5 separate regions of the Mus musculus genome follow, and regions 2, 3, 4 and 5 are each linked to region 1. A link is a loop called in an ENCODE intact Hi-C map of the cell type or tissue named here. Cell type or tissue: heart. All regions are shown on one strand. Region 1 overlaps Ift122 (intraflagellar transport 122). Region 2 has its middle 14 kb from the start of Plxnd1. Region 3 overlaps Tmcc1 (transmembrane and coiled coil domains 1). Region 4 overlaps Plxnd1 (plexin D1). Region 5 overlaps Mbd4 (methyl-CpG binding domain protein 4).

Region 1 (5,000 bases):
GCATGCTCTCTGACTGATGTGGGGAGGTCCAGCTCACTGTGGGTGGTGCTAACCCAGGCTGGTACTCCTGAGTGCTATAAGAAAGCAAGCTACGCAAGCCTAAGGAGCAAGCCATCGAGTAGCACTCCTTCACAGTCCTTGTTCCAGCTCCCAGCTCCAGATTCCTGCCCCCGACTTTCTTCATTGATGGGTTGTGATGTGGAAATTTAAGCTGAAGTAAACCCTTTCCTTTCCAAGTTGCTTTTGGTTAGGGTATTTTATCACAGCAATAAAAACTCTAAGACACTGTGTGCGCTAATGCCTACTTCATACAGGAGAATTCCACTGCTTTGTGACCCCAGCACCAGCAGTGTTGTAGAGAAGGAAGGTAAGATGCACAACAGGTAACGGTCAAGGTCACACAAAGCTCGCTCTTCATAACGTGTGACGCAGAGTTCCTAACACACACCTGGTGTGCACATACGTGTGTACATGCAAGCGCATGCACACTGGAGCCTCCCCACACCTTCCGCCTGTGTTAGTCTAAAGCTCCAGTATTTGTAAACACTTGCCAGCACTCAGCCCCTCAGCCCCAGCAGTTGCCGTTTGCTTGTTTCCTATCAAGTACATCACACTGGAGGGGGATGAGACATGGAATCAAACTTCTCGACAAGCTGGTACAAGTTTCCGCAGCTGGAGACAACATGCCTCAGCAGTGACAGGAATCATTTTTAAACCTTCACATAGTGCAGGCTAATCAACCAAATAAGCTGACATCTAAAACTTGTGAGTGAACTGAACTTTTGTAGTGAGATAGGTGTCAGTTGTGGGGAATGTGGGCCACAGAAGCGCATGTTTGTAAAGGACTGTCAATATGGAAGGATTATTCTGCCACCAGGATGCTATCATCCCAGGTATGCAACAGGAACCCACTGAGGCACACAGCTCCCTGGTTAATGCTGGCTCCCCAGAATCCAGAAGCTGAGGCCTCAGGACAGTCATAAGAGATCAATTGAGTGTTCTCTGCTTGTCCTCAGAGACAGTTCCTTAAGCACAATTCTCAGCTCACAGATCATAAGCAAAAGTGGACCTTTTGAACTAAGACATACAAATGGGAAGTCAGTGTCCTCTCTGGCCAGTTACTTCTGTGCAGGGAAAAGTGATGTTCTGTAAATCTGGATGAAGACCTCAATGGCTAACACCAAGCCCTGGTGAGCATCGTCCCTGAGAGCCAGCAGCATGAGGCAATGACAGCCAAGCAGCCCTTGCCCACCTGTGTGGGGAGAAGGGACAGGGAGGGCTCACAGGGCAAACGTGCCAAAGCTTAGGGAGAGCAAGGGAAGCGTCTGAGTTCCCCTGGGGTTTTGAACATGAAGATGCAGCCTATCCTCTCCTGCCTCTCCTCTCTCCCCCACTGGACAGGGCTGACACCACCACCTGGCTCACCACACTAAGGACCTTGTATGTGTCGCTCATACTTTGGTTGCACATGAACAGACTCAATGAACAATAGCTACCATATTGTAGTCTGCCCTAGCTCAGCTCCGCTTGCTACCCCCTCTCCTCCCCCACCCCACACAGGGCTGAGGCCCACGATAAGCGTTTACTCTGCTAAACTGAGTTAGAGGGGCAAGACATTTGCAATTTCTTCACTGCTTCCATCTGGGAGCTCCAATGTGTCTCACATTCCCTTAGCCTCACAATAAATCTGTTCAAGAGAAAGAAATATGTATGCCTTTTTTACAGACAGTCAGACAGCACCGAGATACACAGAAATTAAAAATAGTGTCTTCCATCACCCATAAATGGTGCAGTCAGACCAGATTCTTTAGCCTACCGCAGGCCTTCTGGGCAGGAGGATGCCTTAGTAGGCCATGCTGGGAACATTTGGGAAATGCTTTATTCACTGTCAGGAGGATGGCAACAGCTACTCATTCCAGAGGGGTATACCAGGTTCTAAGAGTCTGACTGTCTTACAGCAGTACCACAGGATAGACCCCCATCTTGGATTTTTGAGACAAGGTTTCTCTGTGTAGCCTGGCTGTCCTGGAACTCACTCTGTAGACCAGGCTGGCCTTGAACTCAGAGATCCACCTGCCTCTGCCTCCTGAGTGCTTGAATGAAAGGTGAGTATCACTGTTGCCTAGCGTATAGATCCCATCTTAGGACAAGGAACCAGAGCTTAGAGAGACCCAAACCTTCCGCCTTATTCAACTACCAAGTGGTTAATCGGGTGTTGCCTCTTGGGCCACTCTATCCCCAGAACAGACTACAGGGCCTTTGTCCTCGTGTCCTCAGTATTACAGGCCATTGCATCCTGTGACAGAAAATGCTTTCATCAGTTACCTCAATACTGCTGATCAGTTCTAGGTATCGAAGGTCCTGGACTCTGGTGAAGGCCTATGGGAAAGGAATAAGAATAGAGTCAGCTGCCTTCTTGTTCTCCACAGGCTGATGGGGGTGGGATACACCAAGCTCTAGAAAGAGAGCCAGCAAGCAGAGGAGGGAAGCTCGAGTCATCATTGTGTGCTTGGGAGGTGTGCCACCCAGAGAGGCTCATCCTGCCTTCATCTCAAGGATTAGTCCTTACAAAGAACTGTAAAGAAGTCCTGGGAGCATCAATCATTTTGGGATTAAGTAAAACAGAACTATGATCCTACAGTCTACAGTGGAACCCCTTGCCAGATACTGCTCATAAGGGAAAGGCAAGCCGTGCTGATTCCAGTCAATGGCATCTGCAGAGCAGGCAAGACACAGAGACAAGAGCCTGCACGCTTCTCCCTGTGATTTGGATGGGAAGCAGTAGACAGCTCTGCTCACTCACAGGGCACACAGGGAGAGGAGGAAAAGGCTCGGGAAAGAGCAGTTCTGAAAGAGGACGGTAGGGGATAATCTCCTGGTCTCTAGAAAGTAGACTTGCATGTTAATCCTGAATGCGCATCCCCTGCTTGCACTCCAGTAGGGGTACAAACTTCTGATGTATGGATTTCTAGAAGGTTGTGAGGGTCCGGCAGACTGGTGCCAGTGAAATGCTTTTTGCTGCTCTCGGGTACCATGAGAGACTTAAGGGAACTGAACCTCTGTGTGCTCTGATGGCAACATCTATACCCAGCTGTGCTTTCTGTGTTGTCCATGTGGAATGGACTGACACATGCCCAGAGCAGCAGCTTCTGAGCCATCATGGTTTAGGATGCACAACTGCCCTTGGCCACTGCTAGGCACCCTCTATGCTAGAAGAATGGGGGAAAATGATCATGTCATCCCGTTTCCGGCTGCCTCACAGATGGCCACAGGGTGATTTCATCTTTCTACTCTACAGGGCCAGGATCTATTCAAAGGCCGGGGACACAGGAATTTCACTTGGCCTCTGTCCCCTTCCCTAGTTCATGGGTTCACATTGGAAATGGGAAGTTTGGCCAATTAAACAGAGAGCTAAATCTCCCTGAGCCAACCGCACAAGTACGAGGCAGATTCCCTAGGGACGACTCTTCCTGTCTGAGCATGAGCAGTGGCAGACGGCAGGATTAGGCAAGCACTGCCCAGGAGAGGCCTGGCAAGTGGCTTTCTTTCTGAAACAGGGACTGACTATGTTACCTAGGCTGGCCTTGAATTTCTGCTGAAGAGCTGGGGTGACGAGCACATTGCACAGTACCCAGTATCCGCGAGGAACTGGTCAGTCAGGCAGTGTGGACAAAAGTAAAATCTGCCCTTCTGATTTGTGTTTTTTAAACCATGTATGGATGCAGGTCCCTGGTAATGGGCAGAGTAGGAAAAAAAGACTCTGGTCTCAGCCCAACAGGACCTTGAGCTATTTCCTTCCTATGGATGGGATCCAGCAGCCTTCTTTGTGGTCAGGCAAGCAAGTGACACCTCTTCAAGGGCCTGTCTGGTTCTGAGCACTGGATTTCTGAATTTGATAAGTCTGTCACTAGCATCCTTCAGCCTTGATATACCGCAGAGTCAGGGTGCTATTCGGAGTGGTCAGTCACAAGACTGTGAGTAACTTCCACAGAGGGAAGTGGGGAGCAGGGAACAGATGAGCTGGCAGCTAAGCAGCTCTCCTGTGCCATCTAGTGGGAGCACCCTTCTAGGCCAGGCCCCTCCTTCCACAAGTCTGAGTCCTGAAAAACCGACTGACACCCAGGGGAGAGAAAAGCCAAGGATTCAGGATTAAAACAAAACATCAGTCAAAGTCTATGCTCAAAGCTCTACGACTTTTCAAAATATCATGCTACCCACAAGAAATATACACACAATTTTCATTTGTCAAGTAAAATGACTAAAGAAATACCATTTTAACAAAGAACCCAGCGATCTGATATGCTCGTGTCTATTCTTGAGTGTTCTGGGATGCGAGGTGGGGTATGAAATGAAGAGAAGGATATATCCCAGCTCCAGTTCCCTTTATCTGGCCGCATGCTCTATAGCAGGGCAGTAATAATACGAGCTGGCTCTTAGGCTCTAGATGTGAAGGGTAACTGACTAGAGAATATAACTTTATTTCTAGCTATAGCCCGAAGACACCCTGAAAACCTATTGGTATTCTTTACAGGCTTGCATTTCTAGGTGGGGCAGGAGAAGGAACTTCCCCCCTCCTGAATTCCTAAAGCCCTAGTCTAATACTTCCCAATGCTTATCTGATCTAAAAATATGTAGGTAATTATTGGGTAGCTTGACTTTTCTTCATGCACTGTGTATTGAGACAGGGCCTTGTGCATGCTAGCCAGTGCTCTACCACTGAGCAGCGACACCTCCAACTCTGTGTGATATGGTTGGCATTTGCACAGCTATTCCAAACTCCTTTACCAGGCCTGGGGAGGCCTCAAGGTGAGTACAGAATAGAGGAAGAGTGCTATGCATTTTAGAAGCAGGGATAGAGAAGTCAGGCTGAGAGAACAGGCTGGGAAAAAGCCCAGCTCTGAAGTGTGCTCTGTTGTTAACAAGAGGCAGGTACCACATATGTCTGCAGGTACTTCAGTATCAGTAGCCTGGGCAAGAGGAGACTCTCCACTTGGCTATGG
Region 2 (5,000 bases), 110 kb before region 1:
ATCAGCCCAAGAAAATTTAATAAGTTGAATTAAACCTGGAAAAAAAAAAAGACAACAACAAAAAAGGTAACATCTAAATGACAGTCTCAGAACCTCCCAACTGGGGCAAAACCACTATGAGACACGCGATGGGGACTCCTGGTTTTAGAGTAGGATTTGGTAAGTCTGATAGAAGTGTTGTCAAGCCATCTGCTACAGATCACCCATGCTACTTGCCTGTGTCAACTGGGGGAGGCTTGCATGTTGTTGGTGAGTGGGAGTGGCAGAACGTTAGAATATGATGGGTCTGATGTAAGGAGATCCTGGAGTTATAGGAATCACTCTCGAAAATTATTAAAAACAAAAGGCAAACCTGGTCTCCGTCGCCACCTTGTGGCTATGTTTGGGATTGCACCCTCTGAGACACTCCCAAGGATCCACCATCCACACTATCTTTAGCATGTTCACGACAACCCACTCCTACAGGGTTCCTTGATCCTGTGGGCCCTGCTAGGCACACTCTCCCATTTCTGCAACTGAACGTTTAATGAACATACCTGTAATCCCAGCACTTGGGAGGTAGAGACGGGAAGATCAGGGTCACGGGTCACCTTTGGCTACATTGGAAGTTCAAGGCCAGCCTGGGCTGCCTGCGACCCCCATCTCAAAACATCTTTATGACCACTGACCTGTTTCTATCCACCTCTTCCCACCATAGTGGAAAAACTATCTCAGTGATTCACCTGTGTCCCAAATGCCTGACACAGAGCCAAACATAGACCACACACACACACACACACACACACACACACACACACACGAGGCTTCACGTGAGTAAAATCAGGAGAGCACAAGAGTCTTGGTGTCCTGCCTGCTGGCTGGGAGCAGCGGCTCCCTCAGTCACCCCAACTAGAGAAGAAGCACTGTGGCTACAAACACTGCTGCCCAGGACCAGGAGGCCCCCTCCCTCCCTCCCTCCCTCCCTCCCTCACACAGGGAAACTAGGGTTAGGCCCAGGACTCTAGCCCCAGTCAGCAGACCTCAAGGCTGTCTTTACCAGTTGGCTCAATGGTCTGGTTGGTCTGCACCTCTTAAGTCCACCCTAGGGGGCTGGTGAGATGGCTCAGTGGGTAAGAGCACCCGACTGCTCTTCCGAAGGTCAGGAGTTCAAATCCCAGCAACCACATGGTGGCTCACAACCATCCGTAACAAGATCTGACTCCCTCTTCTGGAGAGTCTGAAGACAGCTACAGTGTACTTACATATAATCAATAAATAAATCTTAAAAAAAAAAAAAATGTCCACCCTAGGGCCTAGCTCAGCAGGGACAGTGGGTTGGGACAGTCCTGGAATTCAAGAACAGTGGTTGCAGGCCTTCTGACCAGCCACTTGCCTCGTTGCCTGACTCCCTGGGCATGAGTCACCAAGAGGGCTGGAAAGGCGTGGCCACGGTGTGCCTGGCTTGAAAGGTGTCCCTGCCGCCCTGCCGATGAGCAGTCGCTTCCTTTTCCTCCCATTGTGTGGCTCGCTTCCTTTGTCTGTCTGCTCACCGGCTCATTTCTCAGTTACCCTGTGACATTCGGGCTGACCTGGATTTCCAGGCCATTCCCACACATAGCTTTAAGGTTGCCGAGTTGTCTAAATCTGAATGAGCACGTGTGTGAATGTGAGCCTCTATGTTTGTGGCGATCAGAGGAAAACCCTTCCCCAGGCGCCTTTTCTTTGAGACGGTCTTGCACTGGCTTGGAACTTTCACCATGTAACTAGGCTAGCTAGCCATGAACTCCCAGGACACACCACCTCTGCCTGTCCTTCCCCGTCACTGGCCTCACAGACCTGTGCTACCACTCCCAGATTAGGGCCTTTTCTATCAGCCCTGGGTTTTGAACTCCATGTCCACACTTGTGTAGCGAGACTTTACCTTCTGAGTCATCTCTCCTGCCTGGTCCACTGTTATAAAAAGAAACTGCTAAACTTTTTGAGACGGAAGCCTGCAGCTGCGGTCCAAACATTGAGAGCCCTTACTGCTCCTCCGAGGACCTGGGTTCAGATCAACTCCCAGTAACTCTAGTTCCCATTCAATACTCCCTTCTGGTCTCCTTGGGCACCGGGCATTCATGTGATGCATGTACATACATGAAGACAAAGCACATACATAAAAGTAAATCCAAGGGGCTGGTGAGATGGCTCAGTGGGTAAGAGCACTGACTGCTCTTCCGAAGGTCCGGAGTTCAAATCCCAGCAACCACATGGTGGCTCACAACCATCTGTAACAAGATCTGGCACCCTCTTCTGGAGTGTCTGAAGACAGCTACAGTGTACTTACATATAAATAAATAAATCTTAAAAAAAAAAAAGTAAATCCAAAAGAGAGAGAGAGAGAGAGAGAAAGAGAGACAGATCCACAATGGTAGACCACATCACTCACCTAGCAGCAAACAGAGGTCCCACCATGTTTGACACAGGTTTGCTAGAACCTAGAGGTGACTCCCCCACGAACTGCCCCCTTATGTGTCTCTGTGTGTACACCCTATGCTTTCAGGTGCCTGCAGAAGCCAGAAAAATGCCTTGGATTTCCCTGGAGCTGGAGTGATAGGTGATTGTGAGCCACCTGCTGTGGGTGCTGGGATCTGAACTCTGGTCCTGTTCAGCTGGAGTGTAGATGTTAACTGCTGAGCCACCGTACCAGCTCTGCCACACCACACTTTGATTTGGTTTGAGTCAGGCAACAGGTTGTCCTGTGGCTGTCCTGAACCTGCTGTGTATTCAAGGATGACCCTGGCCGCCCGATGCTTTCTCGCCCTCACCTAAGTGCTAGGATAACGGGTGTGTACCAGGCCAGGCTTGCCAGAGTCCCGACTTCTCACAAACCCAGAGGCTCTCCCTCCTAGAAGCCCACTGATTTCCTGCGTGCTCCTTGCCAGCCAGGAGGGAATTCTCAGGCCAGCTCATGATGCAAGGATATGAGTTTCCATCAGCCCAGGAGGCCTGGTCTGGCCTGCCCCTGCCTGCTTTGTTTCCAGCCTCCCTCCTAGACAGGGGGTCTTTTGAAGAATTCCTAGGAGAGAGGCAGGAGAATAGCAGCGAACCACTAGGTGTGTTGGACAAGCCTGGCCAGCAGGGGGCCTCCTGGCTAAACTAGAATTCTAGCCCAGTTCTACCGCTGACACCTGGGGATTCCGCCCTGTGGATGGGAGGCAAATCTTGGCTGCACCTACTGTGTGCCAGGCCTAGGGGCACCATCCAGTAGGAAAAAAACCCCAGCGACACTTTGGTCAAGGAGGGCCTCTTTAAAGGGGACGTTTGAGCAGAGTCCAGAGCCAGGCAGCAGCCTGGGGAGGTCTGGAGTAAGTAGAGCAGAGTGATAGGGTAATGGGTCCTGGGTGGGGGCTGGAGGAGGGGCAGGTGTGCTGCCAGAGCGGAGAGCAAAGGGATGGTGTCAGAGGAGCTTAAGGCAGAGATGCCAGGGGGATGTGCGGGGGCCGGGGGGTGGGGTGGGGGGGAGTGACCTGCGGATGTGTGTGTGTGTGTGTGTGTGTGTGTGTGTGTGTGTGTGTGTGTCTTGTCATGGCTGCCTGGGTGGCTCTCCAGCAGTAATGCGTTGTTTCTTCAGTTCTAGAGGCAGAACTGAATGAAGCCCAAGGTCAAGGTGCCCCAGTTTTCTTTCCAAGCCCTCTCCCAGGCATGCAGAAGGCCACCTTCTCACAGCCCTAACCACCTCTGTAATGGCTTGTCCCCAGATGCAGTCACTCTCCAAGACGCTGAATTGCAATGTCACAATTGAGCCAGTCACACACTGCTTTGTCTGAGAGAGGCAGGGGCTTTGGCTAGGAGAGGGAGAAAGGGAGAGGTAGGGGGAAGGGGATGGGGGTAGAGCCCAAGAAAGAGTACCCCACTCTAGGGCCGCAAATGGCTGCTTGCAGGAGCTGTGAGCTGCGTGCTCAGCTGGACATGAGGGAGTGGCGCTGCGGGTCTTAGGCTCAACCCCAAGCTCTGCCTGAGGGAGATGCCAGCTTGCTAACTTGCATTCTGCATTCAGCAAGCGCCTACTGTGTGCAGTCTGCCTCCACGGGTGAGGGAGGCAAGGATAGGTCTAGTGTGCTGACTCGGCCAGTTCCTCCGGCCCTCCTTCTTCCTCCCTTGTGGGGAACCTGACTCCCACTTGGACAAACATCTTGTGGCTATTTCCACCTCGCCTGCCCGGAGCCCTGCCCGGCCTGAACAAACACTCAGGGCCTGTGTTTCCTGCCTCGGCTCTGGGAAAAGCCCAGCTGGGGCTGCTGAGGTCAGCCTTGGAGGGAAGGGAAAGGAGGGGGCAACTTCCAGGGCTGCCAGCACAGAACCCTGGGCGGCAGGGTCTTCTCTGAGCATGGATCTCTGTGGGAAGATACAGAACCCCTCTGCCACCAAGCAGGGCTGCTGGGTGTGGCAGGAAGAAGGCTCACAGCACCTTGGGACTCCGTGGCCAGTCCACTGGCTTCCCACCTGTACACTTGGCACTTGTTTTGGCTCTCCTAGTGCAATCCCTCGTGCCTGCTGGATAGTGGCAGGCCTCTGTCTCCCTGGAGTGACCTCAGATGGCTAGGCAGGTCCAGAACTGGTCCAGATGAACCAGCACCTGCTGAGGATTGAACAGAGGAGCTCACAGTGTGTGTGTGTGTGCGTGTGTGTTCACATGTGTGTGTACTGGTGCCATGGAACATGGTACCAAGCCCAAACAAGAGCTGGAGGCCACTTGAGGTGCCTAGAGCTGGTGGGGGGAGGGGGGTGTCAAATGTCCCTTGGGTTGTGCCTCCTGTTCTGTCCCCTGTCACTGTAGCACCTTCTGGTCTCCTTTGTCTTCCATTAGGAATGGCTGGAGTAGGAGATTTGAACATGCCTCACACTGGGAAATAAGGGAAAAGGGCTAGAAGACAGGCGTGGCAGCCCCCAAGTGAGCACTGTGCTAGACAGGGTGACCCTGCTTGAACCCCTTCTCTAGAGACCCAGGGATGTAGTTAGAGTCAGGCTACCTGGCAGGC
Region 3 (5,000 bases), 230 kb before region 1:
AAATTTTCTGAAAGGGACTTGCATGTTGAAAATTAGAGATTCTTCCTTGAGGGAGATAAATTTTCCTCTTCTTAGTATTTCCTGGTTGCCCGTAGCTGTCTAGGGCTGAGATCCCTTCTATGTTAGTTATGTCCCTTGGTGTTCAGGGCTTGTCTGATAAGACTTCATGGGCCTGTAGCTTCTCTGACAGATCTTTACAATCTTCCTCCTCCTCTTCTGATATGATCCCTAAGCCTTAGGTACAGGAATTCTATTACAGATGTAATTTGTATTGGTCACAATGTGATCTCTTGTTTTCTGTATTTTGATTGGTTGTAGTTTTCTGTAATAATTTGTCTCTTACAAAAATGTGTTTCTTTGAGCGGGGAATGGTGGCACACACCTTTAATCCCAGCACTCGGGAGGCAGAGGCAGGCGGATTTCTGAGTTCGAGACCAGCCTGGTCTACAGAGTGAGTTCCAGGACAGCCAGGGCTACACAGAGAAACCCTGTCTCGAAAAAAGAAAAAGAAAAAAAAAAAGTGTGTTTCTTTAATGAGGAGTGAGAACTAAATCTATCTATAGATATAAGAACAGATATTTAGCATGTAGTTAGAAATTGGAAGAGCCCGCCTGATTGGTTATTTAATACCAAGTAGTTATCCCTGATATCATAGATAGCATAATAATACCATAAGTAGCATAATATAAGCAGGTTGTGTTTAGGAATAAAGTGTATGTAATATATATAGTATCAATAATTAACCATGAATTTGAGAGTAAAGGGGGGATATGTGGGAGGGATTAGAGGGAGGAAATGATATATTATACTAATATTATAATAAAAAACCGTTATAAGTAAATTTTGAAAATACAAGAGAGTTTTTTTTTCTAGTTTTATTCATAATGGAATAACACAGAAGAAAATCTAGCTAAGGTTTCAGAGAGCTTAGCTGTGAGGTGACGGTCATGAAGCACAATTGTTCCTATGGGTAAAGCCACTCTAAATTTCAGTTAGAAAGAAATGGTATATATGAAGATTGACACTGTAGGCCAAAAAGCCATTCTTCTAATATCTTGTTAGAATGCTGTCTGCACCCTGTGCTACGTGCTACAGTGTGATCACATAGTAAGTGCAGCAAGAATCTGTCCTTTACACTCTGCTGCTTTTATAAAATAGAAAGAAATCAAAGTTTCTGAGAACAAACTTAGAGGGACACGAAAAGGTCAATGCAAATCTTGGATCTTCTAAAGAAAAAAATTTGGAGTCATTGATCCTTGTTATTGAAGTTGAGAATTCACTATTTGTTTTAGAATTCTCTATTCTCTTTTCCCTTTTAGAGACAAAATTAAGAGATGTACTATTTTTATTAGGCTGTAGTTGGGTGCTCTTTGGGATTAACTACTATAATATATATATATTATATATTATTATATATATTATATACTATTATATTATAGTAGCTATACTATGTTATAGTAGTATATTCACTGCTATATTATATAATATATAAACAGTAAGTGTTTTGAGGGAGATATATGTGATAAGTTATTTCTTTGCCAGTGTAATGAGCCAGTTCAAGCCACATTATATTTTATTAAATTCAGGTTTATTGAGAAGTTTCTCAGGTTGTCCAGTTTACTGGCCCCAAGGACTGATCCAGGAAAGTCCAGGGGGAGAAGTGGGGAAAGGGAAGAGAAAGAGAGAAATGGCACCACACAGAGAGAGGGAGAAGGAGATGTGGGGTGTGGGAGGGACCCAAACTATCTGGATTATAGGGAAGAGCTGCTGGGGAAAAGACAGCCCCAGCCCATGGGCTGGGAAGTTCAGGGTTGGGGGCAGGGTATGCCAGGTAGGGACTGAGGAATGCTGGGAGAACCTGGAGGCCAGGTCGGCTTTGATATGTAAAATATGCACCCCAGTCTCTTGTCCCAGGGTTCAAAGCCAAACAGTACCTGTTAAAGAAATTGCTAGAATAGTATCAGTTAACCAATAAACTAATCTAGTAAACCAGTGTTTTGTGCAGGGAAAAAGTAGAAAGGGTGATTCCTGTTGCTGTCCACTAGGTGGGGTCCTAGGCCAGTACAGGAGGAGATGAGAAATAGGGAATGAGATTTAGGAATGAAGCATATGCTCTTGTAAATTGAATTGACTTGATTACTATAGCTGTGGAACAAATAGTAGAAGATGTAGAGTTTGACAATTGAAATGGGAAAAGGTAAGGAATTTTAAGCAATAAGATTTGCTTAGAAACCTTAAGGAAGTACTATTTATTTTCTCAATTAACATTGGAAAAATGCTGTGTAGTTTTTATAAACTCTAGCAAAGATCTTTATATTCTGTATATTTAATATTGTTTGGATTGTTGATACCTACAAGGGAATGTTTTATAGACAGTTAATAATACCGACTAGAAAAGTGGCCATAAATTAAAAATGAAAACATAATTTTGGTCTCTTACAACTGATCACCAAGTTAAGTAACTTTGGGATTGTTAGTCTTTAGCCCTTAGAGCTGGAGTGTGTAGTTACATCCTTTGTAGACAAATTTAAAATAATGTAATGTGAATGTGGTGAGGTCAGGGAGTTGGCTTAGTGGGCAGAAGCACTTGGCTGTACAAGCCAGACAACTTGAATTCAGATTCCAGAACCCACACAGAAAGCCAGTTGTGGTAGGGCACATGTGTAATTGCAGTGTTACTGTGGTGAGTCAGGAAATCACTGAGAGGCTTGCTGTTCAGTGTGTCCATGGTGGTCCCAGAAGACTTTGTTTATAGAGCTAGAGAGATGACTCAGCAGGTAGGAGCACTTGCTTTTTGCAGGGGACTCAGGTTTCCAGCACCCACTTCATAGGTCACAACCACCTGTCACTCCAGTTCCAGGAAATCTAACTCCATCTTCTGTCCTTCAAGAGCACAATACAAGTGAGTTACACAGAAATACATGCAGTCAGAATAGTCATACATAAAATCAAAATAAATCAATCCTTTTTTTAAAAAAGTCAATCTTTAATGTGGTTGTTTGATTGGAAGTAAAAGAAGGTGTTACTGACGTTGATAAATGAAAGACATGACAGTGGATATCAATGAAACCTAAAGAATCTTTAGGATATACCTGAGAAACTTACATTCCAATACATTGGAAAATATGAAAGAAATGAGTGAATTGCGCAAAGTTTAACATCATAGGTAGATTTGTTATATGTTTGTCTTTCAAATCTGAATCATATTTCTTATGTTCAGAAACAGCAAGGTTTTTTTTTTAAAGATTTATTTATTATTATACATAAGTACACTGTAGCTGACTTCACACGCACCAGAAGAGGGCATCAAATCTCATTACGGATGGTTGTGAGCCACCATGTGGTTGTTGGGATTTGAACTCAGGACCTTCAGAAGAGCAGTCAGTGCTCTTACCTGCTGAGCCATCTCACCAGCCCCAGAAACAGCAAGTTTTAGGATGAAGATTAATATAAAGCAAATTGGAGTCCATTCTTTAAGTTTTGAGCCATTCGTAGTAGTGCTTGCTTATAATCAATCCCAGCTCTGGGGAGGCTAGGCAAGAGGATCCAAGTTGGAAGTTGGCTCAGCTTCTATAGAGAGACCTTGCATGAAAACAAACAAAAAATTAAATTTAACCTATTATCCTTTATCTTAAAAAGTAGTCCTAGCCCGGTGTGGTGGCGCACGCCTTTAGTCCCAGCACTTGGGAGGCAGAAGCAGGTGTATTTCTGAGTTCGAGGCCAGCCTGGTCTACAAAGTGAGTTCCAGGACAGCCAGGGCTATACAGAGAAACCCTGTCTCAGTGGAAAAAAAAAAAAAAAAAAAAGTCCTATGCTTTAGGGTAAAGGGAACTCTAAAGGAATTTAACATGAATGTGGTTTCTGTTCACAGGGCCTTGGTCCTTTGTCATAACCTTGAGTTTTAAAAGCTAGAAGGAAAACTAGCTTCCCAAGGAGATCACCATTCTTATTATCTAGAACACTGGCAAGGCCTCACTTTAAAGAGACAAACAATGCTCAGACATTAAATATAAGACAATCTCTAGAATAAATTGTTTTCATTAGTGATCACAGCATAACTTTCTTAAGAAAAACAGGCAGCTTTGGCAAGTTGGCACAGAAGTGAACTTAGCAAAGTGTGTATTTCAGAAATTGACAAATATGTGTTAAAATTTTACTTGGTTGTTACATCAGCATGACCTTTGATCTCACTGGTCAATTTAAGCAGATAAGATTTCACTTTTGAACCTTGACATTTAAAAAGTCATAATTACTACACATTTTACATTAATGTATGCCTCTTGCTTTGTGTATAGGTAAGACTTTGAAAATATCTCTATAGTCTCCTGTCTCTGCCCACCCCCAGTCTCTCCAGAAGAGTGCTGGCATCCACCACATCTAGCCTCATGTGGGTTGTGAGGTTTGCAGCAGAGGCTTAAGTCTGCTGAGACATCTCCCTAGCTATAGAGTTACTTTTAATACTATAATTAAAATTTGAGTAGTGATGTTGTATATGCTTATGTTTCTAAAGAAATTAACAAAGGGTTATTTAGAATGTCTAAAATCTATCTTATTTACTGTGATAACCAGCTAAATAAGCAGTGTTTGTGAAGGTATTTATGCATTGTGAGTATGGGTGGGTGTGGAGAATTCATATGGAAATCTCATGACACAATACAACATTTTAGAGTTATACTAAGAAATGGTAATGAAGGCAAAATCCATACTTACGTAACCTTATTAATATGCCTTGACAATATTGACTTTTAACAGGCCATTCAATGATCAAGCTTTTCCTGATATAGTTGGTATATTATTTTGTAAGGTTGTTTACCTGCCCATAGCCTCTCTTAAAATTATGTAACTAGGGCCTGGAGACATGACTTAGGAGTTAGGAGCACTTGCTGCTGATACAGAGTAGTAAGTTCTGTAAAACATGGGCTGATGCAGCAGGGAGGGAGGGCCTTAGCAGGCCCATGCTGAGGCATCCCCTCTAAGGTACCAGCTGTACAATAGGGTTA
Region 4 (5,000 bases), 56 kb before region 1:
GGGGACGAGGAGGGCTAGCTTGGGGCTGCAGTAATGGCAGTGGCCAGGGCAGGAGGTGGGGTGGGAAGCCTGATTGGGCCAACACTCGCCAGAGGCATCCATATGGGGTTCCCTGGGGGCTCCTCAGCCCCATTTCCACTCAGCTACACCCTGGAAGGCTCCAACATCTCAGGCATAGGAGTTCGTAGGTCAAGTCCCATGTTACCTGTTCTTGCTATGCATTGCTGTGCAGGGTGCCTGCCCTCTCTGAGCTTCAGCAACAAGGGCTGGTCTCTGGGTATGTGGCTGGGATGTAGTGGAGACACCCTGGAGTGGGTGTCAGCATCAGTAGAAGGGAGTGTGGGGGATACCAGCAGGCCAGAGCTTGGAAGCTGGAACACAGAGGGGGTCCTGACCCCTGACCCCTGACCCTCACAGGAGACAGTAGGTGAGCCGTTCTTCCTGCTGTTGTGTGCCATCAAGCAGCAGATCAACAAAGGCTCCATCGACGCCATCACAGGCAAAGCCCGCTACACACTCAACGAGGAGTGGCTGCTGAGGGAGAACATTGAGGCCAAGCCCCGGGTGAGCCGGGGGCAGGGCCCGGGGCCCGAAGCAGGAGGGCATTCTTAGCTGGGCTATCCTGAGCCTCCCCAGCCAGGTCACCAGGCCTTATCATGACAGTAGCCATCGGCTGACACCCCCCTCTCTTGCGCAGAACTTGAACGTGTCCTTCCAGGGCTGTGGGATGGACTCCCTCAGCGTGCGGGCCATGGACACCGACACGCTGACGCAGGTGAAGGAGAAGATCCTGGAAGCCTTCTGCAAGAACGTCCCCTACTCACAGTGGCCGCGGGCGGAGGACGTGGACCTTGGTGGGCAAGGGCGGGCACCATGCCTCGCAGCTGGCTGCTGCAGCCTCTTTCCTGTGTTAGTCAAGGCCCCAGGGCTCCCCTTGAGGAACAAACCCTTGTTCTGCAGCTGTGGGCAACAGCAAAAAGCAATCGAGAAACGCTTTCCAAAGAGGTCTTTCGGGTTGGGTTTTGAAGGATGCGTAGGAGTCGTGGTCAGACCGGTTACCAGAAACTGTTCCTAAAGTTCACCCTGAACTAGGCCCTGCCCTGTACTCTGGACAGTTAGGGTGAACAGCCGGGCTCCCAGGGGGCGTCGCTTGCTTCTGATTCTAGGAGAATGGGAAGTTTCTTTTACTGTGGTCCAGGCTAGTGGCTGCCCCTGGGGCCACCTCTTCTGTAGTCCTGATGCCCCTCTTCACCTCCAGAATGGTTTGCCTCGAGTACCCAGAGCTACGTCCTCCGGGACCTGGATGACACATCAGTGGTGGAGGACGGCCGTAAGAAACTGAACACACTGGCCCACTACAAGGTGCCTAAGCTGGCCCAGCCACCCTACCCCTCCCCTCTAACCTCATACGTCTAACCTCATCTCCTCTCCTCTGTCAGATACCTGAGGGCGCCTCCCTAGCCATGAGCCTCACAGACAAGAAGGACAGTACCCTGGGCAGAGGTATGGCTCATAGCTGGGGAGGTGACCCAAGCGTGATGTGAGGGCTCCCTTCTTGGGCCCTTTCAGAGCCGTGCTGGGTGGGGGGCAACTGAGTTTTGGAAAGGGGGTCCCCACCTCCATGCTGCTAGAGAAAAGCTGATTGCTTCCAGCAGCTACAGCAAGGCCCCAGGAGGGCACGTGCCCTTCCAAGAGGCCTGGGCCGTGGCCAGGTCTGAGCTGGTTACATGACCTGTGGGCTCTAGGCCACACCCCTGCCTCCAAATCTAGACCATGTCCTTACAGGCCCTAGGCCCAGATCCATGAGGGTCCCAGGGTCCATCCTGAAGTAGAACGCCAGATCTTGGCTCTCCCCCAGTCTTCCCCTCTCGCCATCCCCCTCGGGTTACCTTCCCAACCCCCCTCATTTGTTTATCCTGTGTTTCCCTTTTGCAGTGAAAGACTTGGACACAGAAAAGTATTTCCATTTGGTGAGTGCCCAGCCTCAGGCCCTGGGGAGCAGGCTTTGCTGGGCGGGGCTTTGGCTCTCTGACTCCCTGAGCCTCCAGGAAAGAGCTCCTAGGCCCTGGGAAAAGCCAGAGTGGGTGAGGGAGCAGGGATGGGCCGGGTGCTGGGTAACACAGGGCAGACTTCCGTGGGAGGATTGAGGAGGGTGCCGTTGGGGACCAACCCTGCCCACCTTGCAGGTGCTACCTACGGATGAGCTGGTAGAGCCTAAGAAATCTCACCGGCAGAGCCACCGCAAGAAAGTATTGCCAGAGATCTACCTGACCCGCCTGCTGTCCACCAAGGTGGGCCCAGCCTCCATGTCCACCCCGTAGGGGAATAAAGGGGTCCCCGTGCTCCAAGAAGAAGTCCGTGTTCTTCCTGCCACCCAGTAGGCAGCAGAGGACCCAGGGTTACTTCCGTGGCCTCAAGTCACAAGACTCAGACCTACACCCAGAGGCCACATTCTGAGCCCTACCTCCCTGCTACCCAGGTCCTCCTCTCCCCCGCTCCAAGAAAGCATCATTGACAACTCAGTCAGGAATCTTGAGGCTCAGAGATGTTCAGAGGCTGGGCTAATGATGTCCCACATCTTCCCTGCAGGGCACGCTGCAGAAGTTCCTAGATGACCTGTTCAAGGCTATCCTGAGCATCCGAGAGGACAAGCCCCCGCTGGCTGTCAAGTATTTCTTTGACTTCCTAGAGGAACAGGCGGAGAAGAGAGGCATCTCCGACCCTGACACCCTGCATATCTGGAAGACCAACAGGTGGTGGCCGAGGAATGGGGTTGCACGGGGGTGAGGGGGGGGGCGCCAATGGGGTTAGAGCACCAATGGTATCATGGCATCAGGGCAGCCAAAGCACCAGGGCAGATGAGGGCAGAGCCTGGCCTGAATGCTTCCTGTCTTGAATCAGCTTCTATTTGGCCATTTCCCCACTGTGTGGTCTCCGGTGAGAGACTTAGCTCTGGTGCTGCAGTGTCCCCTCTGTGAAACCAGAAAGCATCATATAAGCTTGCCTTTGCTCACCGCTAATGCCCCATCATACAGAGAGAAGCGAAGGCCCACAGAGCAGCAGTCACCCAGGCCCAAGGGCACACACTGGGAAGTGGCAGTGCACATTGGCTGTGACTCCCACACCTAATATGTAGCTTCCTTTGAGGCCCCTTCTTCGCTTTCTGGGGTCATATACTACCCCGCCAAGAAGGTCCCAGAACTCTTAGCCTGGCCCTCAGAGAAATGCCTGTGCAAATTCAGTTGCAGTTTCTCTCTGCTCGGGGTGGGGCTGGGCAGGCAGGCACCCCAGGCTCTGCAGGGCTGAGCAGGGGCTTGTCCCCAACCCTCTCTGGCCTCCCAAGGACAGTCAGCCCTGCCTTCTTCGTGCAAGGCCGGGTGGGGGAGGAGTGTGGATACAGGCAGCAGGGTGGGGGCTTCTAATGAGAACCAGGAGTCTCGTGTGCGTGCAAAGGAGAGGAAGGCTCTCTGGGGTGAGGGTTGGCCCCTAGCTGGCAGGGGAAGGACACCACATATCCAGAGGCTTCAGGGGCTGCGAGGACCAGCATTGTCTACCTCCCCAGCCCTCCACTGAGCTCCTGCATCCCCACTGTCCCTGCCCCCACAGCCTTCCCCTGCGCTTCTGGGTGAACATCTTAAAAAATCCCCAGTTTGTCTTCGACATAGAGAAGACGGACCACATCGACGCCTGCCTGTCTGTCATCGCACAGGCCTTCATCGATGCCTGCTCCATCTCTGACCTGCAGCTGGGCAAGGTTAACTAGTCTGGCTGCTCCTGAAGGGGGGGTGGGGGGCGGGTGCCTGAACTCTACCGGAGTCATTCAAGACAGGCAGAGAGCAGATGGCCAGCCAGAGCGAGCTCCACAGGCACGGCACCTGCCAAGGGCAGAGGATATGCCGGTTCAGTGGCTAGAAGCCATAAAGGCCTTCTGAGAAGAGAGGTGACCTAGGTAGCCCAGAACTCTGAGGCCATGAGTGCCCATGGGATCACAGAGCTAGGCTGGCTGGGGGGAGGGGGGTGAGGGCAGGGCTCAGGAGTCTCAGCCCACAAGGGAAATGAAATGTCACCACTTCACACATGCATTCCCGTGACAACAGAGAGCTGCCAGCATACGTCTTAGCACATGGTGCTTTTGAGGTGTTGGAAGTGCAGGGTGGGAACCATTCCCGCAGTCAGGAACCAGCTTCCAACCATCTCAGCCACCAAATACTATCACCCTAATAAGGGAGTAAACAAGACAGGCTGCGGGCTGCGTGCAGCGGAGTACTGCTGGCACACAGCCTAGGAGCTCTTCCCTTCAAATGAAAGTCCCCATGTGGTCACCACCCTGAAAGCCTGACAGCATCGTGGGGCAGGGCCTCCATGCAAGAGGGAAAGAGGGAGGGAGGGAGGGAGGGCCAGAAGAGACCAACTGACCCTGGTCCAAAGTCTGACTGAATGGGGGTTGTTTAGCCATGTCTGAGGAGCCACCAAGGCCCTCTAGGTGGCAGTGGGGACAAGTCCCATCTTTCAGCCACCCAAACTGCCCGGGTCTCCCTGCCCAGGACTCACCCACCAACAAGCTTCTGTACGCGAAGGAGATCCCTGAGTACCGGAAGACCGTACAGCGCTATTATAAACAGATCCAAGACATGACGCCGCTCAGCGAGCAGGAAATGAACGCACACCTGGCCGAGGAGTCTCGGGTAGGTGGCCTTTGGGATCTAGGCCAGGAGATAGTAACGATATCCTTGGCTTTGAGGAGTGGACAAAACCAGCACCATTAGGATGCAGCAGGGGGACAGTAGGAATTTGGGGGTAGTCTCTGTTTCCCATCTTTCCTGGCATCTTCATTGCAATGTATTTTCTAAAGTCCAAGGATGAGGTGGAGTGTTCTGAAGATATGAGAGGTTAGAATCCTGGTTCCAGAAAGCCAGTGTGTGCCCAGCTCGCAGGGGTCTAAATGTATTCTATCAGCAGGCTGTGGGAGTGAACAGGCTGGGTCCTCATCTGTAGGGTTA
Region 5 (5,000 bases), 56 kb after region 1:
CCCTCTGCCCTGCAGATGCCTGTGCAAGGGAGACTGTTGGCCTGGCTGGGGAAGAAAAATCACCAAGCCCAGGACTGGATCTTTGTTTCATACAAGTAACTTCTGGCACCACAAACAAATTCCATTCAACTGAAGCAGCAGGTGAAGCAAATCGTGAGCAGACTTTTTTAGAATCAGAGGAAATCAGATCGAAGGGAGACAGAAAGGGGGAGGCACATTTGCATACTGGTGTTTTACAGGATGGCTCTGAAATGCCCAGCTGCTCACAAGCCAAGAAACACTTTACTTCTGAGACATTTCAAGGTACTCAGTGCATGAAAATTCTGTTAGCTGTGTGGTGAACTGTCTACCCTCGCGGATCTTGTATTTCGTGCCGGGATGGGGTTGAGATAGAGAGTATAGTGAAGAAGAGTCAAGCGTCAGATATATTCTCCCAGTTGATCCCAATATCTGCCCTAAGTGATTTTTGAGAACAGGGTTTCATGTATCCCAGCCAGCCTGGGTCTCACTGTATAGCTGGAGAGACTTTCGAAATTGTATCCTTCTGACTCTGCTTCCTGGGTGCTGAAATTAAAGGCATGTGCCACTATGCAAGTTTATGTGGTGCTGGGCACAGAACCCAGGGCTTAATGCGTGGCAGCTAAGCACTCTATCAACTGAGTTACATCTCCATCCTGTAACTGATCTTTGAGCTTGGTCATCAGGCCCTTAATTATGGCAGAGAGGTAATCAGCTGGCTACAGCCAGGATGCTCAGCATTGGAAGACTGGTGTGTGATGGCTGCTACCACCTCTCCCTGGACAGCAGCTAAGAGGTGGGGCTTTCCACACTTGCTATCTTCTCTTTTGGCAGCAATTCTAAGACCGTAAGGGAGATTTTTCTGAGAAGAATGTAGATAAGACTCCTTTTATAAACTGACCAAGAATAGTCGGCACCTTCCTGCCCCTCCGGTGCTGCTGCTGTGTGACTCCCAATTTAATTTCATCTGTATTACATTCTTTTTCTTCTGTTGCAGCCTGATGCTTCTCTAAAAGGCCTTGGAGCTTTCAATAATTCAAAAGTATAATCGCTTAGTTCATGTATTATTTGTACTGTGCTCTTCACACAAGAGTCCTGGGCTTGGCAGACTTGTCTATACAATGCCTCAGTGAATAATAGATAAAAAGATCTGAGCAGCCCTGGGTTATTCATTATACTGTTACGGCATAATGAATAACTCTTAAAGAAGAATAGTAATTTTAATTTTACTTAGATTCCTTTGGGAACACAGCCTGCACAGATTGGTGGAACAAGGGTAACGCTTGAGTTCTGTCTCCAGTCCCATCCATAATTGTGTGTCTCCTCTGTGCCTGGGATTGATGCGTCTTTAACAGATGGCCACATATACCTAGGAAATGGATAAGAATTCCTCAATGTATGTCCTTTGAGCTTCTTAAAGCATTGGATTGTATAGATATACTGCAATTATAATGGGTAGGTTAAATATTAAAAGCTTCTTCTCTGGCCAATTTGGAAGTATCCAGCTTGTCCTATTCTGAATTCTGGTTCTCAGTGTAGGGGAGGTGCTGTTGGGTACTAGGTGCCCACTAGAATGAACATTGCTTGGCTAGAAAGTATCAAACCAACAGGTAATAAAGGAGGCTGGTTAGTTAGTGTGGGAAGCCATGGAAAACATCAAGTACCCATAAAATCATTTTCCTTTGTTCTGTTTCATGCTTTCTTCTGGACTTTCCCTTCCCAGACTAGAATAGCAAAAGCCACTGACATCATTATGTGGAGACCTGGATAATTCTTGCAGTGTTTAGTCAACTCTGGTATCATTTTCTGGCAACGCCTTTAAGCTTTAGTTTCTGAAAACTTAAGGAATACCCCAAATTAGTTCTGGTTTTCATATCAAGACAAAAGGCAGCTAGAGAGATGGCTCAGCAGTTCAGAGCACTTCCTGCTCTTCCAGAAAACCGAAATTCAGTTCCCCACACCCATGTCAGGTGGCTCAGAACTGCCTGTAACTCCAGCTCCAAGGGATCTAATGCCCTCTGCTGGCCCCCACAGGTATCACATGTAACAATGCATAAATTAAAATTAAACAATTTGGGGGCTGGTGAGATGGCTCAGCAGGTAAGAGCACCCGACTGCTCTTCCAAAGGTCCAGAGTTCAAATCCCAGCAACCACATGGTGGCTCACAACCATCCGTAACGAGATCTAGCGCCCTCTTCTGGAGTGTCTGAAGACAGCTACAGTGTACTTACATAGAATAAATAAATAAATCTTAAAAAAAATTAAAAAAAAAAAAAAATTAAACAATTTTATTATAAGGTAGCCGAGTATGGTGTTACATGTCTATAGTCCCAACATTTGGGAGTTAGGTATAGAAAGATGGTGAGTTGAAGGCCATCCTCAGCTACATGGTAAGTTTGAGGAGAGCCTGGACTACCCGAGGCATTGTCTCAAAACAATAACAAAATAATTGTGAGGTAAAAATAAGAAGTGAAAAAAGATGGTTTGAGGGTTTTTTTGTTTGTTTTGTTTTTTGTTTTCAAGACAAGGTTTCTCTGTGTAGCCCTGACTGTCCTGGATCTCACTCTGTAGACCAGGCTGGCCTCAAACTCAGAGATCCATCTGTTTCTGCCTCCCAGGGATTAAAGGAATGTGCCACCACTGCCCAGCTAAAAGATGGTTTTATAAAATACAAATGTAAGTAAGATATTAACTGATACTCACAGGGTGTAGCTAAAGGGAGTATTATGACCATTTCAACTTGAGAGATCGAAACTTGAGAGGTTTGATAATATCTTGGTTAAGATTTTTATTTTGTATATGTGGGTGACTGGGTGGGTGTGGGTGTCCACAGAAGGCAGAAAAGGGTATTAGATTCCCGAGAGCTGGAGTTACAGGCAGTTGTGAGCCACTCGGCATTGGTGTTGAGAACTGAACATAGGCCCTCTGGAAGAGCAGCAAGTACTCTGAGTGCTGAGCAGTCTCTCCAGAAGCTTATTGGGTAGCCCAGGCTGGCTCACGGCTCCTCCTCAGCTTCTCCTGTGTGCCTCCTTTTTGGTTAATACAACTGAAGAACCTTTCAAGTGTGGGGGGAAATTACAGAAGAAAAGAAAAATTACCACTTCTAACAACCACTGTACCATCGTGATTCTATTCTTAGTGTCTCTTTATGTGTGTGCATACGTACACTTACAAATTCATGTTTATAAAATTGAGATCATATGTAGAATCTTGCCTCTTTTTTCCTATTTGAAGTAAATAACAGTAGAAAATATTCATGATAGAGTCTCGACATTTTAATGACCACATTGTACAAATATACTAGAATATTCAGACTTGCAGTTTTCTATACTGTGAGCTGGCCATGTAAGGCCTGATCTTGAGCTGGTCTGCCTGCATTCCCACTGTAGCGCTCACACGAGCTGTATGACCTGGGACTCATTTAGCTTCTCTGTGCCTCAGTTTCCTTATGAATAAAGTGGAGATAAAATAATGCCTAACTGATATATTAGTGGACTTAGGGTAATTTATGTAGCCTAGGCTATCCTCAGCATTCCCTAAGGTGTAGACTATAAACTAATTTTGCTTCTCAGAAGACAGCATCCCACGGACACAAGTAGAAAAAAGGAAAACAAGCCTGTATTTTTCCAGCAAGTACAACAAAGAAGGTACCCACCTTTCCCTAAGCAGAATGGGGGGGGGGCAAGGGGGACATTCCAAGTCTTTTATGAGAACAACTTTGACAACCCTATATTTTTGTAGCTCTTAGCCCCCCAAGACGCAAATCCTTCAAGAAATGGACCCCTCCTCGGTCACCTTTTAATCTTGTTCAAGAAATACTTTTCCATGACCCATGGAAGCTCCTCATCGCGACTATATTTCTCAATCGGACCTCAGGTTTGTGGGTCATTGTCATCTTGTCCTGGTTAGAAGGGAGATACCTAAACTGGTTAAGAAGTCTAAGGTCAAGGTACATTTTGAGTTTGTGATGTCAGAACTCTTTACTTATGCAAACATTAGACTGGATAACAGCCAACATTCTTTTTAATACTGAGGGCCAGGTGGTCATTGATTTCCTACTAACAGGTTAGCTTTGGTTATCAGTGAAGGAGCAGTTAATATTTCTTCCTCTATCCTGCTTGGAACTTCCCTGTGTTCATTGGATGTTTATAGTGGTTATCTAGTGAGCTGATTATTTGAAAACTAGCCAGTTTCTGTATAATTTGTACTAATAACCAAGTAGATTAACAGTGTTGGTATTTGGTTCTGTAAATGGCTGCTGGTTTGGGTAGTGACTTGACAATAAGCAAGGCTAGGGATATAGCTCAGTGGTGGAGTCCTTGCCATCATGCAAAATACCCTAATTTCATTCCCAGCACCACAAACACAGTAACAGAAATGCCACGGCCTGAAGTTTATAGATGCAAAACTACCTAAATAAGAAGTTGGCCTTTCCCAAGACATGTGTCTGCCATTGTTTATGCTCCCCAGGCAAGATGGCCATCCCTGTGCTGTGGGAGTTTCTAGAGAAGTACCCTTCAGCTGAAGTGGCCCGAGCTGCCGACTGGAGGGACGTGTCGGAGCTTCTCAAGCCTCTTGGTCTCTACGATCTCCGTGCAAAAACCATTATCAAGTTCTCAGGTATGGTCCCCAGCCCAGTGGAAGGAGCAAACTGTGCCTATTGAAGGCAGCCACACCTTAAACTTTAATGCCCTGGGATGCTATATTAATTGAGGTCATTTAGCTCAAGCACCAAAGACATTTAAAACAGGCCGCTTGCCCCACACCACAGACTCCTACTGACCCAAACCATAAATCTTTGCCCAACACTGAGTAGCCCTGTACATAGAAGAGAAGCATTTCCTCTGTCTATTTATATTTCGCAAAGCACACAGGAGTGATGAGGAAGAGGTAGGTGATAAGGGCAAGGTGATCGAGGCTACAATCAGCACTGCTTCAGAGGGAGGGGTCATCTTGCCCCATTACAGGTATAAGGAAGGTG

Evidence for each region. A loop is a pair of places that touch in the nucleus more often than their neighbours do. Peaks named below come from ENCODE experiments on the same cell type or tissue, not always from the same donor. Only the 100,000 strongest peaks of a DNase experiment are listed, where the experiment ranks them.
Region 2: it touches region 1 in a loop (8-fold over the local background); 36 of 42 quality-filtered maps call a loop at or near these places.
Region 3: a loop joins it to region 1, with 4 times the contacts of the local background. A loop is called at or near these places in 36 of 42 quality-filtered maps.
Region 4: it touches region 1 in a loop (2.7-fold over the local background); 13 of 42 quality-filtered maps call a loop at or near these places.
Region 5: it touches region 1 in a loop (4-fold over the local background); 10 of 42 quality-filtered maps call a loop at or near these places.

Annotation. Positions count from the first base shown.
Region 1 is chr6:115,900,237-115,905,236 of GRCm38, reverse strand. It overlaps Ift122 (intraflagellar transport 122), which reads right to left. Exons shown (of 29, transcript NM_001167763.1): 16 at 2,326-2,379. Among named protein-coding and RNA genes, the nearest start is that of Rho, 29 kb to the left of the region's middle. In heart, a CTCF peak has its summit at 2,867; DNase peaks (open chromatin) are centred at 3,406 and 3,956; H3K27ac peaks cover 1,781 bases.
Region 2 is chr6:116,006,105-116,011,104 of GRCm38, reverse strand. No RefSeq gene overlaps it. Among named protein-coding and RNA genes, the nearest start is that of Plxnd1, 14 kb to the right of the region's middle. In heart, CTCF peaks have their summits at 379 (motif pointing left) and 3,097 (motif pointing right); DNase peaks (open chromatin) are centred at 374, 1,454, 3,084 and 4,174; H3K27ac peaks cover 2,604 bases.
Region 3 is chr6:116,125,924-116,130,923 of GRCm38, reverse strand. The region is part of intron 3 of Tmcc1 (transmembrane and coiled coil domains 1); the gene reads left to right. Among named protein-coding and RNA genes, the nearest start is that of Tmcc1, 65 kb to the left of the region's middle. In heart, a CTCF peak has its summit at 2,042; no DNase peak of the experiment used is centred here; H3K27ac peaks cover 159 bases.
Region 4 is chr6:115,956,280-115,961,279 of GRCm38, reverse strand. It overlaps Plxnd1 (plexin D1), which reads left to right. Exons shown (of 36, transcript NM_026376.3): 26 at 418-564; 27 at 698-854; 28 at 1,259-1,362; 29 at 1,440-1,503; 30 at 1,936-1,970; 31 at 2,187-2,291; 32 at 2,590-2,753; 33 at 3,607-3,754; 34 at 4,545-4,685. Among named protein-coding and RNA genes, the nearest start is that of H1f8, 14 kb to the right of the region's middle. In heart, a CTCF peak has its summit at 4,484 (motif pointing right); DNase peaks (open chromatin) are centred at 1,989, 3,282, 4,269, 4,609 and 4 weaker places; H3K27ac peaks cover 3,303 bases.
Region 5 is chr6:115,844,209-115,849,208 of GRCm38, reverse strand. Mbd4 (methyl-CpG binding domain protein 4) reads left to right here. Exons shown (of 8, transcript NM_010774.2): 3 at 1-303; 4 at 3,592-3,666; 5 at 3,761-3,895; 6 at 4,490-4,639. Among named protein-coding and RNA genes, the nearest start is that of Mbd4, 6.6 kb to the left of the region's middle. In heart, a CTCF peak has its summit at 2,054 (motif pointing left); a DNase peak (open chromatin) is centred at 1,998.